Linked DNA regions of Homo sapiens: region 2 is linked to region 1. The links are chromatin loops, found by intact Hi-C in ENCODE. Cell type or tissue: heart left ventricle. All regions are shown on one strand. Links, peaks and the distances in the headings refer to the core of each region. The heading gives the core; the rest is flanking DNA. Region 1 overlaps COL4A2 (collagen type IV alpha 2 chain). Region 2 overlaps COL4A2 (collagen type IV alpha 2 chain).

Region 1 (2,914 bases), core at 280-2,779:
CACATGCTGAGGGTCCCACATCACAGTCCCGGCTGCTCACCACCGCCAAGCACTGCTGGCTCATGTCTCATTTGTGAAGCAAAGGTAAGGGGGCCTCTGAGAGACCTGTCTGCCTTGCCCCCAAGCCACTGTGTCAGCTCTGCAGGCTCTGCGAGCCACCCCGCCATAGCCTTTGCGTTTTTTTGTCCCCCACTGCCCTGGCACACCCCTTCCCACGCTGGCACAGTGCACTGCACTCTCCAGTCTAACTGAGTGCCTAGCGGTTGGGCCAGTTTCTCTGGAACCTCAGGGCCATGGCACACGCAGCCCTCGCTGCCTGAGGCTCTCAGGGTCACTAGAGGATGTGACTCAAGCATGGGCTCTCTGGGGGCATCTTCCCCTCCTCACAACTGGAGGAGGCGGCCGGGGCTTCTTCCCCATGGCACACTGCAGGGCACTGCCATACTACATCTCTGTACCCACATTTCACGTGAGACCGCGAGGCCCTTGGAGGTAGGGACCATGCCTCATTCACACTCTGTCCCCGGCATCTCTTGCAGGATTTGACACACAGAACACACTCCATGTGCTGTCTGTTAAACACATGCGTTATGGCACTGCTATTTACCCCCTCTGCCTGGCTCCGAAATTCATGTTCTTCCCACATGGAATCTTCTATTTTTAGACCACGTTTCTGACCATTATAATGACTTCCCAATTTCTGATGCCGAGCAGCAGTGGGTCATGCTGTGGAGGACTTCACCCTCTCCTTTAGTCCCCTCCACCCTCCATTCAATTCCTTCAGTCACCTTCATCTACCGGAAAACATCATCCGCAATCTCAACTCTTCTCCAAGCCCTGTGCCCGCCCAGTGGAATTTCTGATTGTTCGTTCCACCAGATGATCTGGTTTTATCACCTGCATTATCAGGGAGAATGTTTCCCAGGCCTCTCAAGTGGAGTCATAAAAAAGGAGACCACCAGACTTGTGGAAAGGAGGGCTGGGCCAGTGAGGCCCGCGCTCAGCATCTGATGAGATACATCAGACCATCTGCTGGGATCGCGCTAGAAAATGAGGCAAGGGCTCTGGAATGCCAGGACTCCCTCCTCCAAATTTAGTTCTGGTAACATTTGAACCAAGTGTTTTGAGGACAACTGTCGGTGATAAGCCAGACCTGCGTAAGCAATTCAGGGCAACTACTGTGACTCAGGGGCGTAAAGGTTATGGAGGGAAGGGGTGAGTTTGTCAATGTAGGTCTGTGAGAAAGCTATAAAAGGAAGATGTTTAATGCTTACTGAATGTCTCTGTTTTAAAATCAGATTTCAACCTTGGGTCCAAAAAAGACACGTTTTTGTTTGGTCTTTTTACTGTTTCTATGCCAGGGTATGAGGTCAGCAGATTCGGAGTGACGTGCAGTTCTGGTGGTGAACACGAGGTGGCAGGCAGTAGCATCCACCGGCCCTTGGCTGGAGGCACAGATTTGCAAGCGGCAGTGATGTCAAAGATTTTGAGATTGTTTTGGGTTACAATGACTCATCTCAGTGGGAGAGAGGGCAGCTCCCTCATTTGTCACGGGGAGCTCACCTCCCATGGGGAAAGTCCTGACTGCAGAGTTCCAAAGATGTCGAAAGAGCACATCGAATTCCATTTTCCTTTCTACAGGGTGGTGGAACAAACTCAATCACTGATTGGTTGGACAATTCCCTTCCCTTTGACTTGCTTAAAGGAAAGTGTTCCAAATTTGTGTATTGGCGGACCTGTTAGGCCCAGCCCATTGCAGAGGGTCCACAAGAGAGTGTTTCAGGTTATTAGCTTTGACCCCTGGTTGGGACTAAGCTAGAACAGCAGCTGACATTTTTACTCTAGACTGTTCACTGTTCGGAGCACTTTCCAACAGTCAGCCTATGTAGTCCTCACAAACCTCTACGAGGTAGGTACTGTCATTGTACCCATTTTATGGTGAGGAAACTGAGGCACAGAGAGGTTTGGGCCATTTGGCTGGTATATGAAAGAGAAGAGTCATATGGGGCTTTTCAAAAGAGTTCCATAGGGCATTGTCATCCACACAGACTTCCCTTGAGGAACAGACATGACCTTGGACTCTGAATACATCTTTTCCACTGATCTTCCTGAAGCGATAATTAAGCCAAAAGCAGATGGACAAATTGTCTACAAAAATAAACAATGTATGCCTGGGGTTCATGGAAATCCGTACAAAACCAAGCCAGCCACAGTCCTGCAGAGGTGATTTAAGAACATGGCTTCTCTGCTTTAACCCTACCCTGCTCAAATGTAGCCATTTCACGGCTCATTAATCCCCCTCCCTGCTAAAGAGTGATGGGTAGAAAAAGAAGGTGAAACCCAAACAAGCCATTTCTGTTACTTTTTAGCAATGCTGGTCAAAAGGTATGCAGAGGAGGCCCCTGGAGCTGCAGGCTAATACTCTGAAGTAGTAACACACTCCAGGGAAATATTTAGACATAACCTATGCTTTCTCTACCTTCTCTGAACAGATTCGTTGTTGAAAACAGGCTGCATTAGGAAGATTTTCTAAACAGCTGTGGAGTTCTGCATGCTAAAAAGGTTGGCTGTTTAAGCATATTCTGAAGCAGGGTTTAGCTGGACCTTGGAGAAGACGAGCTTTGTGTTCCAGGGGAGTTGTGGGGAATCAGGAGGCCGCTTCGCAGAGGCCCAGGTTCCTTGGGAGAAGGCTGTCGTGGCTGAGAAGACCTGTAGGGAGGCCTGGGTGCTGACCACAGATAGGAGCTGAGATGGGACGTGGGAGACGGTGGTAGAAGTCCCTGCAGTAACCCCACAGGCCGTGAGTGAGGGCTTAAGAGCATCGAGAAGAAGGCAGCTGAGAGGAGAAAAGGGCAGAATGGTGGCCATTTGGTTTGTGAACAAACCGAAGTGATTTAACACTGATCAGTTAAAC
Region 2 (2,914 bases), core at 312-2,811, 51 kb after region 1:
ATTGACCTTACTTGGAAAAATCCAAGACTTTCACCATCTGCTAGGTGAGTTAACAAGCAAAGCAAAGCTGTCTTATTTGTTGACTCCGATTTCCTATCTGCCCCTCTACTGCTTTCTATATTATTAACCTTTACATTGCGTGGTGCTGATAACTCTGACAGAAATTCTGTAACTGAAACTCACTTTGATGCTTCCCATTCAACTGCCTTCCATCTCCATGGTGTATAAAGAAAGAAAACTGAAAAGAGAATAGAAAAAGAAGGCTGGGTGTGGTGGCTCACACCTGTAATCCCAGAAGTTTGGGAGGCTGAGGTGGGCAGACTGCCTGAGCTTAGGAGTTCAAGACCAGACTGGGCAATATGGCAAAATCCCATCTCCACAAAAAAAAAAAAATACAAAAATCAGCCAGGTGTGGTGGTGCATGCCTATAGTTCCAGCTACTTGAGGGCCTAAGGCAGGAGAACTGCTTGAGCCTGGGAGGGCTGCAGTGAAAGGTGCTAGGGGCGGGCACCTTGTTTGGTGCTGATGATTGCCTGGTATTCAGTGGAGGGGTAAATCTGAGAACATGCAGTATCAATGAATCGAACTTATCATTTATAATTATTCCAATATGCTTACTAGAGATTATTTGAAATACAGACCCTCAAATAACAACAGAGCCCTGAATCATTTGTTAAAGTTATTTTTTAATCCACAAAACAACTGAAGAAGTGGTTAGAGAGTTAACTAGGGAACCATAACTCTTGCATAACGAGGGGAAACTCTCTTCTCACGCTGCCTATGTTCTTCCCTGCATCCCGGAGAGCCTCACTCTTCTAGGCTGACATATGGGAAGAGGAGTACGGACACAGAAGATGATTATGCTGGAAAAAGAATTTGTCTAAGTCCCCAGACTTGAGTTTTGTTTTGGACTCTGCCACAATCTGGGTGTGAGATTTGCAGAGGCCATTTCCCTCCTGAAGTCAGTGTGCTCGTACGTGAACTACAGGACATGGGCTGGCTCCTGGCTCAGCTCCTCCCAGCTCTGCCCAGGGAGGGGAAGTGGGCAGTGCCAAGCAGCCGGTACACAGCTCCTGCCTTGCCTCTTCAGGCCTCAACTCTGTGGCTTGCTGGAATTATCTATGGGACTGGGTGGTTCTGTCTGGGTGAAGCAATTCTCTCCCTGCTGGGAGAGTCTACCACTCACCGCCCAAGGATGAACAAAGCTCTGCAAATTGACCCAAAGCTCATTCACTGGTCACATGAGAATCCATTTGGAACTGGAATCCATAGTATGCTTGTGATTTCTGCTTCGTGTCCAAAAGTTATCCAGTGACGTACAACTTCCGATGTTGGCTGTCACCATGGTGACGCACAGATGAACTGGGGTACCATGCCCATAAAAGGCTGAGCTAGCCAAGTGCTGGGGTGTGGCGAGTCTGCAGCCAGGCATTTCCAGGGCTGTTACAGTAGCACCACAGGGAAGAGAGACGGGAGCCACCCCAGGGGAAGCTGTGGGAAAGAACAAACTATGCACACAGCCCTTTCGACAGCAAGCTCTGTCCAGCTGCTATTTTTATGTATTATCTTACTTTAAAAAAATACTATCAGTCCAAAAGTAGGGCAGACAGAGCAATGCTTCTGCAAGAGCACATTTGGGAAAATCTGTTAATTAATAAATAGTTAAGCCACATGCACCGGATTTGTAGTATTGAAACAGATGCTCTATCTTAAAAATGTTTTAATACAGTAGATGCAGCAGTCCTGAGAGTAATTGTCTCCTGTAACACACAGAAGAATATCTCCAGGAATAAGAAAATGGTAAATGGCATCACTGATCTCTTTCTTACCTTTTATCATCAGCTATTTCTATCACTTTATCAGTGAATGTTCAGGGTCTCACCTGAATTAACAGAGCAGCCCTGTGTGCTGATTGTTAACACACTCCAGTGACTGGCTGTGTGGTCCCTTGGCAGCACGGGCCTCGGCCCAGGTGAAATGACAGTGTCAAGCATCACGCAGCACCCAGAGGTACAGGTACAGCCAGATTTCAGGCCACATGAGTGCTGCGCGTGCACAGTGGATCCCACAGTCCAGGCCCCGGGGTGGGGGGCGGGTATCGTTTGCCTCTGTCTTTTGTACAACCCTTCAGACAGCTGCCAATCACAGCTTAATTGGATCAGTGTTGATAACCCGTCTGGATAACTAGAGGACAGCCAAGCCCACACGGAGTTTTGGATTACTCAAGTTAATCAGATTAACCAGAAGGTGTCGATTTTTCATTTTACTTGGCAAAGTATAGAAAGAGACTCAAGGTGTTTCCTTCACTAGGGACGCTGGGAAATAAAAAGGTCTCAATGCCTGTGCTGTGAATTCGTGAAATCACAGAGTCTTGGGGATCCTTAGAAATCCCCTCCTAATAACCTCACTGAAAAGACCTCTGGCATCGTGTAACAGTACACTGCTATGCAGATGCCATTATATACTGAAATAATCTGAACTAGCTATGTTTACTGAAGAATCAAATTCTCCTAAAGGCATTATGGAAAATGTTACTATGTTGATTCTGCATTAAATAATCATAGAAAGTGAAAAGAACAGATCCGGTCACCTCTACTCAGTTTGTTTGGGTTCTGTTTATCTGATGACATGGAGAAGAATGCAGAGTCGCTCTAGACACGAACTCCGTCCCACACAGCTAGTCTCACAGATATGTGTATACCACCAATTCTATCCATGCCCATATAAGGCTGAGCCAGTCAAGGGCTGCGGGGTGGAGAGTCTGCAGTCAGGCATTCTCATCACTGCCACAGAAGTGTCGTTGGGAAAATCCATAGCATGAGACCCAGGGGAATTTTACATCTTGTGAAATGGCTTCCATAAACTTAAAAATTATTTAGCCTTGTTAAGTGCTGATAAATGATCTTCAACCAGC

Evidence for each region. A loop is a pair of places that touch in the nucleus more often than their neighbours do. Peaks named below come from ENCODE experiments on the same cell type or tissue, not always from the same donor. Only the 100,000 strongest peaks of a DNase experiment are listed, where the experiment ranks them.
Region 2: a loop joins it to region 1, with 2.3 times the contacts of the local background. A loop is called at or near these places in 15 of 110 quality-filtered maps.

What each region holds. Positions count from the first base shown.
Region 1 is chr13:110,410,925-110,413,838 of GRCh38, reverse strand. All of the region lies in intron 4 of COL4A2 (collagen type IV alpha 2 chain), which reads right to left. Among named protein-coding and RNA genes, the nearest start is that of COL4A2-AS2, 51 kb to the left of the region's middle. RefSeq lists a silencer at 1,343-1,637. In heart left ventricle, for the core only: a CTCF peak has its summit at 1,405 (motif pointing right); DNase peaks (open chromatin) are centred at 348 and 1,438; H3K27ac peaks cover 2,500 bases.
Region 2 is chr13:110,359,968-110,362,881 of GRCh38, reverse strand. The region is part of intron 4 of COL4A2 (collagen type IV alpha 2 chain); the gene reads right to left. Among named protein-coding and RNA genes, the nearest start is that of MIR8073, 20 kb to the right of the region's middle. RefSeq lists enhancers at 1,522-2,022, 2,023-2,523. In heart left ventricle, for the core only: no CTCF peak of the experiment used is centred there; DNase peaks (open chromatin) are centred at 1,041 and 1,421; H3K27ac peaks cover 2,370 bases.